2 separate regions of the Mus musculus genome follow, and region 1 is linked to region 2. A link is a contact called in ENCODE Hi-C or POLR2A ChIA-PET data. All regions are on one chromosome and are shown on one strand. Each heading gives the region's core, a stretch centred on a gene start or an enhancer-like site at or near the end of the contact. The rest is flanking DNA. Distances are from core to core; before and after follow the strand shown. Region 1 has its middle 18 kb from the start of Gm33774. Region 2 overlaps Cdk15 (cyclin-dependent kinase 15).

The links. Hi-C counts contacts between places; a loop is a spot of excess contacts on that map. ChIA-PET counts read pairs that join two places held with the same protein, here RNA polymerase II (POLR2A).
Region 1: a map of Patski shows a loop between it and region 2 (2.7-fold over the local background). The contact joins two enhancer-like sites. A Hi-C loop is called at or near these places in 1 of 37 maps with a recorded cell type or tissue (Patski). POLR2A ChIA-PET finds 5 or more read pairs at or near these places in 2 of 5 experiments (both embryonic stem cell).

What each region holds. Positions count from the first base shown.
Region 1 is chr1:59,437,555-59,443,316 of GRCm38, forward strand. No RefSeq gene overlaps it. Among named protein-coding and RNA genes, the nearest start is that of Gm33774, 18 kb to the right of the region's middle. Within about 2 kb of position 2,000, at least 1 of the 3 ENCODE cell types and tissues checked has a DNase peak (open chromatin) inside an H3K27ac peak, as active enhancers do.
Region 2 is chr1:59,314,494-59,319,942 of GRCm38, forward strand. All of the region lies in intron 10 of Cdk15 (cyclin-dependent kinase 15), which reads left to right. Among named protein-coding and RNA genes, the nearest start is that of Gm51625, 51 kb to the right of the region's middle. Within about 2 kb of position 2,275, at least 1 of the 3 ENCODE cell types and tissues checked has a DNase peak (open chromatin) inside an H3K27ac peak, as active enhancers do.

The DNA of each region.
Region 1 (5,762 bases), core at 750-3,249, 120 kb after region 2:
TACTGCAGCAAGCAGGAGGCCCACACACCCCCTGTACACAGCTGTACACTCAAGGTGTGCTGTGAGCATTCACATAACACGTGCAAATATTTCTTTTCTCTCTTAAAAAGAGGAGAAGAAGCCATGGTGAGTGTTGGGAATGTTTGTGCTGGCTTCTGGCATTCAGGGTAGGTTCTCTTTCCGTTTAGACATTTAGAGTCTGTCCTTTTTTTTTCCACTTCGGGAGGGAGTGTGGTTTTTTTTTTTTTTTTTTTTTTGGCCTTCCCAGCTTCCAGACCCACATGTGTCACTGCTGCCAGGGGAGAACAAAACCCAAAAGGAGAAGAGGAGGAAAATAAATCTTTTGTTTTTGAAGCTAAATAGCCCAAAATGCAGCTCGAAAAGCTCCATGAAGGTTCGGCTTTCACAGCACAGAGTGGAAACAGAGCTGACCCCTCCCCGGGCCATGCCCTCTGACCCAACTGCAAGGCAGACTCTGTCTGCTCAGCTTCAGGGTTTCCTGCAGAGGGCTGCCTTTGGGGGTTGGGGGGTAGAGTTTTAGCACCAGACCCAATTTCCAAATAGCAAGGGGAGTTTGCCCATGAATATTCATGAGCAGTGTTTTGTGCCTGGTGCAGTTTTTCATGCAAGGTGGGTTTAGAGGGAGGAATATATTACAGAAATTACCCTCTGCCATCATCTTTGGACTCAAATTGTAAATATTTAACAGGGTGAACCCTTTTCCTTCTGTCTTCAGCCTCACTCTGTATACATTGAACTCATTCTTTCTATTTAGCAAGGCCCACTGCGTTTCCTCTGGCTCTGTTCAGTTGGAACTACGGTTCTATGTCCACAGACGCACAGAAAATGTCCATAAATCCCTTTGGCCCTTATAACACAATTGATAGTAAGTCTTTGCAGTTCAAGTTGCTACTGGCCACAGCTACGGGGCTGGGAAAGGCTTGTGTCTGCTCCTCAGATCAGCTTACAACAGAAAGGGCAGGAATCTGAGATTTCATTCATTCATGGGGAGGCATGCCCTCTTTCTCACAGAAGGTCCAAAGACAGCTGGGATATTCAGATTGGCAGCAGGCAGATGCAGAAAGGGCAGGAACACCAGGATGTAGAGACTAGGGTTTTGAGGGCCATCCTGGACTAATACTTTCTCTCATCAGCTTCAGTAAAATGGAAAAAAGATTTGTTATCAAGACAGACAAGGAAAGAGAGAGTGGAAGGCCATAGTCCAGCAGCATGTAGGAACTATGTGGTCCTGGACTGTGACGTCTCTGTGTAGTTAGTGTGGGAGTTGTGGCCCCATAATAATAATTTTATTATTATGATTATGCAGAGTAAAGCATGCATATTATCTGTTTATATGCAAATATAAATTTATGTGCGAATAATGTTCTTAAGCATAGTAGAACTGAGACAAGCTGAGATGAAGGCAATCTTGCTGCCTTGAGCATCTTCGAGAGCAGAGAGTTGAGTCCCTCACTTGGATTATCCTGTTCTCTCTCTCTCTCTCTCTCTCTCTCTCTCTCTCTCTCTCTGGAGATGAGGAAGGAGCTTAGGAAGGTGAGTAACTATCTCAAGGCCACATGAAACAGCGCCGGCCAGGCCTCACCTTGAACCTTACTTTCTTGTGACCTTGGCAAGATATTCCAGATCTCGAAGCCTTAGTCTCTGGGGGAATCTAGGACAACCACCCGTGACACTTCTCACAGGTACTGTAGCAGGTCAATGTCCTCAATACCAGATGCCAACTCCTGCAGTTCAGACACTGGCACAAGTTACAGGTCTCTCCTCCCAGGGCCTCTGTCTCCTATCAGTCACAGCAGGGACTGTAGGGTCCAAGTCCAATAGCAGGACGGTTCCTCACATGAGAGGCTACAGACAATAGGACAGGCCCAAGGGACCTTGGCTAGTTTTTTTTAAGTAGAGGACTTACTCTCCCAGTCACCCAGCCTCTCTGGCAAGAAGAAAAACCACCCTGCAGCCTGCTCACAGGCAACCTCTGTGGCATCCTGCCAGCCCCGTGCCCACACTACTCAATCAGGTCATGCTCCCCCAAGGTGCTTCTCCATTCCTCTCACAGGCTCTACAGGCAGGAAGCTGGGCAAGAGCAGACAGAGGCAACCCAGCTGTCCGGTCAATCTTCCCAAAAGGCAATTTAAAAGACTTCATTCCATGGGAGGTGTTGGGGATGCTCCAAAGCCAGAGGTGGCCTCAGCGACTCCAGAGCGACTTCCTGTCTCACCTTCATCCCCACCGCCGGCTTCTCTGAGAATCTGAGAAGCAGGTATTCCGGAAAGCTGATGCTGACATGTGAGATTACATTCCAAGTTGTCATAACACACCAGGAGAGAGGCAGCCACACCGTGGGTAGAGGAAGGAACTTGGCCACTAAGTAGCTCTCTTGGCACAACCTCCTGTGGAGGCTTCACCAAGTCTTTGCCTAGGTTTCCTCCAAGGTAAAAGTGAGGCCCAGTCCAGTGTGTGAGCACCTTCACTGTAGGAGGGGCTTGGTGACTTCAACCCCTATAACCAGAATTCCCCAGACCTGGATTTCTGTAAGATGAAATGCTTTTTTTTCCATGCCTAATACTGATCCTGTGACCAAAGGGCAGCTGGCATAATCTTCAGTTACTGTTTTACTTTACCAGTCCAACTTAGAGAAACTGTTCCCTTTTTATAAAGATTTATCTTTAAGTTATGTGTCTTTGTGAGGGGCTGTGAATGTGAATGTGGGTGCCACCAGAGGCCAGAAGAGGTTGTGGGACGCCTTGGTACTGCAGTTAGAAGTGCTTGTGAACTGCCCAACATCGCTGCTGGGAATGGAACTTGGGTCCTCCAGAAGAGAGTATAGCACTCTCTTAACTTCTGAGCCATCTCTCTGGGCTCCCGAGCCCCCTATTAAAAACTTCCACAGCTCCCTGCCACAGCTGGCAAATAGATTACATAGGAAATATTGGCCCCTGGGGGCCCAGGTATGGAGTGCCAGGGGAAATCCATACCTCCACCCACAGCAATGACCACTGAGTTACTCAGCCGCTACCAAGCCCAAGCCTTTTACCAGCTCCAGACTTCCTCGTATGTGATCCAGGAACTTCTCTCTGAAGACAAGGCGAGAACAGAATTCTAAGACGTGTCCTTCACAATGACACCTGCCCATTAACCCAAAGCAAGAAAGTCAATGGCCAGGAGAACCCAGGACTGCTAGGTACTGTCTATCGGAAAGAACGTTCCGTGGACCTGAGGGTGGCTGGGATTCAGTGATAGAGTCCATGCCTGTGCCCCTGAATCATGATGCACGTGGTCTATCTAGGCTTCATGTTTCTCTGCCCTTTTAGCTCTTTAGAATGGCAGAGAGACGTGAAATACTGGTGCCAGCTGCTTTGGGGCAATGAGGACAAAAATCCAGTGAGGGTTTTACATGTTATTATTATTATTACTAAAAATATTTTCACTTATTTATGGAGCTAGAGCACACATGCCATGATGTCTATATGGAGGTCAGAGACCGGAAGTTGTTTTTTTTTTTTTATTTTCTGTGTGGTTTCAGAGATCAAACTCAGGTCATGAGACTTGGTGACAAGTGCCTTTATCTGTTGAGCCACCCTGCCAGCTGTCTCTACCTTAAAAAAAAATATTTTCTTGTTTTATGTTTATGGGTGTTTTGCCTGCATGTACATCTGAGTACCACGTGTGTGACTGGTGCCCACAGAGGCCAGAAGAGGGTGCCAAATCCCCTGAAACTGGAGTTACAGATGGTTGGGAGCTGTCATGTAGGGTCTAGGAACTCAACCCAGGTCCTTTACAAAAGTAGCCAGGGCTCAACTTATGAGCCATCTCTCCAGGCTAATCCCACCCTTTTGAAACATATCTTTAGAAAAACAAAAATGTTTTATTAATTTATTTAGGTTTCAGAGATCTTTAAAGCTGTAATTAATTAATTAATTAATTATTAATTAAAGATTTATTTATTTTATGTATATGAGTACACTGTAGCTGTACAGAGCCTTCATGTGGTTGTTAGAAATTGAATTTTTAGGACCTCTGCTTGCTCTGGTCAGTCCTGATTGCTCAGTCCCTGCTTGCTATGGCCCAAAGATTTATTTATTTATTTATTTATTTATTTATTTATTTATTATACATAAGTACACTGTAGCTGTCTTCAGACACACCAGAAGAGGGCATCAGATCTCATTATGGGTGGTTGTAAGCCACCATGTGGTTGCTGGGATTTGGCAAGTCATCTTGCCAGCCCTGTTTTTATTTTATAACTGAAAGAAAAAAAAATACATGATTTGTACTCACTGTCCTTAACCACTGGGCCCAGGGGCTTCACAGACCAAACTCTGAGACTGTGACCCACATTTAAGACTGAGTTATTGCAACCATAACTCACCCTAATATGACTTTATGCACCTTAGACATAGCAGCTGACTGGAGGGTTTTCTTTTCTTTTTTTTTAATATTTGTTATTATAAATAAGTACACTATAGCTGTCTTCAGACGCACCAGAAGAGGGCATCAGATCTCATTACAGATGGTTGTGAGCCACCATGTGGTTGCTGGGATTTAAACTCAGGACCTTTGGAAGAACAGTCAGTGTTCTTACCTGCTGAGCCATCTCTCCAGTCCACTGGAGGGTTTCCAAGGCCCTGAATAGTACTGGATATTCTTAGTGACCTCCATGGGAGGTCATGGTCAAATTGGGCAAAGGAAGGTAGTCTGTGAGCTTCAAAGATCTGAGGCTATGGCAAAGACAAAGCAACCTGCTCACCTGGGGCAGGAACCTGTGACCCAGGCCCTGCTGGGCTATCACCACCTGGGAATGAAACTAACAGCATTTTGCTAAATTAAGACTTATGGGTCCAGGCATGCTTCACTACCACTTAAACCATTAGGTAATGCCACTTGACCACTTACAACTTCCCTAGATCTTTAATTTTATTTTTAACGTCATGGATTTGTAACAACTCTCTATAGAAACCTGTTTTAATGAGTGTTTTCTTCTTTTACAATCTTAAATTCCCTACCTGTATTAAAAACTCAGTGAAAACACCAAGTATCTTAAGGTATTTAAACTTAGTGTTAAGATAAGTGTTTCCTTGTATTTTCAGGTCAGCCTAGCATGGTGGTGCACACCCGTAGTTGACCCGTCCAGCAGGTCCAGTTATTCGAGGGTCTTGAGAGGACCTCCTCCTAAGAACCAAATGGGGGGTAGAGAGGGACGAGGGCCTTGTGCGAATAACGACACGGAGATGTTCTGGAATGCATCAAAGCCCCAAATGTATTAGTCAGGCCCGAGGTTTAAATGCATGAGCAAAAGGGGAAGTGCCTTTCAGCAGGAGGAATGGGGCAGAGGAAATGCACCTCAGCAGGAGGGATGGGGCAGCAGAAAGAGAGGAAGTACTTCTCAGTAGGCGGGATGGGGCAGCGGAATTTTTTTCCTTTGGCAACTACACGGGGAAGCAGGAACTTGGTGGTATCAGGGTACATCTTGAGGTCAGGACATCCAGCGCTGACTTTCTCGGAGGAGTGCGTCCGGTGGCCCGCTTTTGACCCCCTTTTCTTCGGGGGGGGGGGGGCCCAATTCAGAGATCAGGACAATAGCGTTGCCTTAATAGCTCCCAACACGTAGTCCCAGCCCAGAGGAGGCCAAAGGCAGGAGGATCAAGTCCAGCCTGTGATAAATATCAAATTGAAGGCCAGCCCGGTGTCTGTAAGATCCTGGATACTTGTTTGTTTGTTTGTTTGTTTGCTTGTTTAAGACAAAA
Region 2 (5,449 bases), core at 1,025-3,524:
AAAATCTCCCAGTGCTGACCCCAGTAAGAACTAGCTTTCTCCCAGTTCTAGTGAGCAGGGCTTTAGGCTGTGGCTGATTGTAGCTGCTTGTACCTGAGTGAGTCTGGAAGGAGAGAGGGATGTATCTTGAACAAGACTGCCCCTTTTCCCCTTCCTTCCCTCTTTCCTTCCTTCCTCCTTCCCCACTCCTCACTTTAAGCAAGCTGGCTGAGAACTGTCTGTCCTCCACTTCAAAGGGCCAGTTGTCTTATTTTGATGTGGGCAGATTGAGAAGTAGGCTTTGAAAAATAGACTCTTTTTTTGTTGTTGTTTAATCTTTCCTCCTGGGATGGCTTTCAGAGCGGTATATCCAAGTGTCAGTGCGGGGGGGTTCTGACGAGCCTGGATTCCCAGACTCTCAGCAGGATCATCCTCTAACAGAAATATAAAAGTGAAATATTAAAAACCCTGCGACGTGAACTCCATCTGCAGAGTAGCCGGGGCCTTGCCTGCTTGTGCCATGGGGGAAAAAAACAGATCTTGAAAAAAGAGGGAGGAGAAAAAGCTCTTTGACTAGGAGGTTTGCAGGGTTAGCAGAGCACGGTAACTTCCCCTCAAAGGAGTGGGTGTTGCTCTTCACCCCCACCCCACCCCAAACTCTCATCCTTTGACTCAGCCTCCAGCACTCCCTAGCCTCCTCCTGCAAGGCACCCCCCTTTCACATGCTAACGGAGGTGTCTATGATTGGCTGAACAATACACTGGTCACACTCATTAAAGGGCTGCTATCTTTCACACAATTAGCCAAGACACATTAATCAAGCTGACGGCACTGAGGCTGCTGGCCTGCATGGGGGAGGGGGAGATTTTAGTGACTCTCCCTAAGCAGCCCCAAGCAAAGATAGAGTCCTAAAGGGAATTCTTCTACCCCAATGTCTGAAGAGGTTAAAGCCCCAACTGACAAGGCTATCTGGGCTGGGTTTGTGGCACTGGAGAACCCAGAGGCTTAGAACAAACCAGATGTTCATCTTGGCTAAGGTCTATTAACCGAGAGACAGTAGTGTGAATTTGAGCAACAGAAGCCTTTAGATGTTTTTACAAAGTTCCCCCAGCCTTGGTACCTCCTCCCTCCATTCACAAGAAAATGCACTCAGAGTCATTGGAACCTCAGGCATTCTGAGGCCAACTAAACAGAGGCTATGCCCACCCACACAGTGCGGGTTTCCCTATCCAGACAGAAAGCCTACCAGAGAAGAGAAACAGACTCAGTTGAGACAATGTAACAACTGCTGTGGTGTTTGTCCTAAGCCCTTGAAGGGCATTAAAATATAGTTCATTCTGAGAGAAAATGAAATGGTAGCATTCATGCTTTTGATCACGATATATATATATATATATATATATATATATATATATATATATATATATATATATATATATATATATATATATATATTTAATTTTTCTTTTCCAAGTCCCCTTTTTGTCTAGATTTTCAATGGCAACAGACGACAAGGTCTTACCTTGGAGACCTGTTTGCTTCAAAATCACATAGGGCTTTTCAGGGAATCAGCTAAATATTTAGACGTGTCTCTGTTAACATATACGGAGGCCTGCTTCTCTGGAGGCAGTCCAGGCACCGTCTCATTAGATGCAAAGATCTTGTGATAAAGAGGAACTTTTTCTTCTGCCCACATGATCACAGCGCAGTTGTGGTTTTTAATGTGTCACTGACTGTTCGGTCCAGCCCTGTTTGCTCCCCTGAAAGGGTCTGCCGGGCTCTGTTTGCTTCCTTAAACACAGTTTTTGAAAGCTCTCACGCTGGGTGAGCTCAAATCCTAGCATTAAGGTACTGCTGAGTTCATTTCACCACGCTCAAAAGCGCTGAGTTTAAATCCCTCTCAATTCCATTTGAGGCACCAGAAGACTTTATCCTTCTTCACTAATGGTTCCAAGTTTACATCTAGATACTGGGGGTCAAGGACAGGAGAGGATTTAGAAATAACAGTGCGTGACATTAGTCAATGCATTTGCCAAATTGGCAATTAGTTCCTGATGTGCGTGCAAAGCACTTTACTCCTGTCTCTTTGATGCCTGTTCCCATAGAGAAGGGAGCAGCATCCACTGAGGCTGTTAGGACTTTTAAAGAAATATCTGCTGAAAAGCACGCCTGATTTCCTCATGAGCTCAGCCACAGGGAAGCATCCGGGATTAGGCTGGTTTTCAGTTCCAGGAAAGAGCACCTCATCTGGGGAGTTTTTTCACTGGGGGAACTTAGTGGAAGTCAAAAAGGCAAAAAAAAAAAAAAAAAAAAAAAAAGCTGCACGCAGAAAAAGCCCAGAGGCACAGGCACCGGAATCCATCTGTGCCCTTGCCCACACCCTGTTGTGTTTTGTTTTTTTGATTTTTTTTTTTTGGTATGCTTGCTTTTGCAACTTTTAACCACTAGGTGGAAGCAAGAAATAACTGGGAAGGACAGCAGCAATCTAGTCAGATGGTGGAGCTTCACTCCTGAATTCTCCTTCTGACTGTAAAACCACTTTAAGATGTTCCCTGCATGTATATGATCTCAGGGCTGATTGTACATACAGGTAACATTAAATGGACTAAGCATGTTGTATTTATGTATTTAGGGATAGATCTTGAATTTGAGAGAGGGAGAGGGAGAAAGAGAGGAAGAAGGAGAAGGAGAGGGAGAGGGAGGCATGGGGAGATACATGTACAAAGTTGGAAGGAGGAAAGGGAGGAGGGGAATTATGTAATTATCATTTCATATATATGGTATAGATATAGATATGTATGTATATATATGGCATATATATGGCATATATATGGCATATATATGTATGTATGTATATATATATATATGTATGTATGTGTATATATATATATGTATACATATATATATAACAGTGTAAGAGCTGTGGGAGTCATGCAGGAGACAAATACTGGACTGAAAATCATCCTCTCCCCAAAAGGGATAAAAAACCATTAATGTGTTGGTTCAGAGAACTCTGAGCAAATCGCAGAATCCAGGCTAACACTGCCTCTGCTCTGGTGTCAGCTGCAGCCATGAGTAACTTGCTGAGAGAGAGAGATTTCCTGGGCTGAACTCAGAGGGAGGGAGCTACCTTCTGAGTGGAAAGTCCAAGTTCCTCCATTTATTGTCTGGGAGAACTTGAGGGAGTTTTTTACTTTCAGTTCTCTGAGCCATAAAATGGGAGCTAGCCTATCATTTAAAACATATTCCCTGTGTACCAGGAAGTATACATAAGTATATGCACAATATGTAATGATACATATATACAGTATACTACATATTATATATAATATTTATTGCACATAATTGCTAATCTCTACTGCTACTTGCCTGGGTCAGTGTTGGAGGACAGGTGAGGACATGCTTTCCCAGGCTCACAGAGAGACGTTTCCTGACTGAAAAGGACGGGAGTCAGTATCCAGCTTTGCTCTATTTCTCTTTATCATATTGTTTCCCTGAATCTTTTTACAGCACAGTACTGAAAAATTATCATTGAACTGTATCTGCCACAGAGCCTAGCTTCTCAGAAAAGCCCCACCAAAGCTATGCTTCCATTCTTGTTGCCACAGTGTTCGAGGCCAGCTGCTCAGTGACCCACCATGGTATAGCTACCACGACGGGTGTTGAAGAACACACTGTCTCTTTTCTTTATAGTTAGAACCTTGGGGATCCTGGCCTCTTTCAGGAAGCCCAGCGTACCTTGAGGCACCACAACTGACTTTTAGTTTGCCTTGCGTGGGCCCAAACGTTGTCTGGATTCCCACATCGTTAAAGTTGATGTTCAGGTTTTTAAGCACCTACCTATGTGTGTCTGAGTGCCTGTTAAGCCTGTACCTGTCCGTTCCCCACATCTAAACTGCCATCATATGCCTACCCACCTTGTGCCTGCAGAGCCTTCCCTAGAAGAACCCTCATTACTCGCCTGCCAGGAACGCAGCAGGGCCACGTAAATCCGCTGTGTCGGCATCGCCACTGCTTTTTTTGCTAAAATATGTTACAAGAAAAAGATTTCTAGAATTTCCTAGAGGCCAAGCCAGTGACTTCTAGTCCTTCCAGAAGAATTTTGCACATGCCCCTTAACTGGTACATGAAATTAATCAGTAGATAGTTGTAAAATGAAGCCATCTTGCTTTGATTCATAACCACCTTATCAAATGGCAGCAATGTTACCATCCATACTTTGTTTTCGTTGTGAGCCTAGCCTTTAATGGCTGAGCCAGTTCTTCCAGCCCCTATCCACACTTTATAGATGAGAGCTGTAGCTTTAAGAGTCAGATATCTGTCCCAGGGTCACCTAGCCAGGAAGCAGTTGACTCAGAATATCCAGACTCATTGGGCCCCGAGGCAATCACCCTAACAGCTTTCTGTATGCATTCATTATCAAGCTATACATATTGCTTGGTAATTAAACAATGCCCTGCACAGGAGGACAAGCTAGGGATATATTTCCTGATGACATCTTTCCACCAAGCCTGGATTTCTGAAGCTGAGCTTGGCTTCTGGAACATACTGTCAAGTGCGGTCTCTTTCCTGGGGCTTCAGTGGTCCTCCCTCGCTGCTGCTAATGAAGCCACAGGCATTCTCGGGATCTATGAGCTCTGATTGGACTCATTATGATATCACTTCAGGAGTGCTGCAGAAAGCGCCTGGGGAGTTTCTATTAACATCTTTATTAACCCGTCCCCCACACCAGTCAGTGAAATTAATTTAGATACACAGCCCACTTTGATCTTTATTAATAGTTTCTTCTAGTTTCCACATTTATTTTTGGTTTTCTCATCTTTAATTTATTTGGTAGCAATTATTAGTTTTTATGGAGTGGGAGTAGATGATCTCTACTCCCACTCCATAAAGTAATTAAGGTTAGGAAAAATTACAAGCAAAAGCAGGTAAAGCTATTTTTAATGTAAAACCATGCATGTATATGTACAGTACAGTATTTTATTTGTTTTTTTTTTTTCAATACAGGGTCTGCTTTGTAGCTCTGGGTAGCCTGCTACTCACTTTGTAGCCTAGATTGTCTGTGAATTTACAACCCTCCTGCCTCAGCCTCCCAAGTGCTGGGATTACAGGAATGTACCACCATAACCAGATTATAATTTTTATTTATTAAGAGGAATGCTGTCAAATATTAAAAAAATAAAGACAAAGTTAAGGTCTGCCTCATTCCTTCCAAGTTCCAGGAATGGTTTTAAAAACACTAAATGTCATAGAACTGGCTCAAATCAGAGGTCCCTTTCCCACTGCCAGAAGACACAGAAATAGACACACAGGTGAGTTTTGCAAGAAAGAGGTGGTAAATTTATTTCATTTCAATTTGTTTAGTCCATCATTCATCAGCAACTATTTAGTGATGGTAGACAAAATAAAGCATCATAGTATAGATTCTTGCTTTCAAGAACAAAGGTCAGGAAATAGGGAAGTGAGCCAG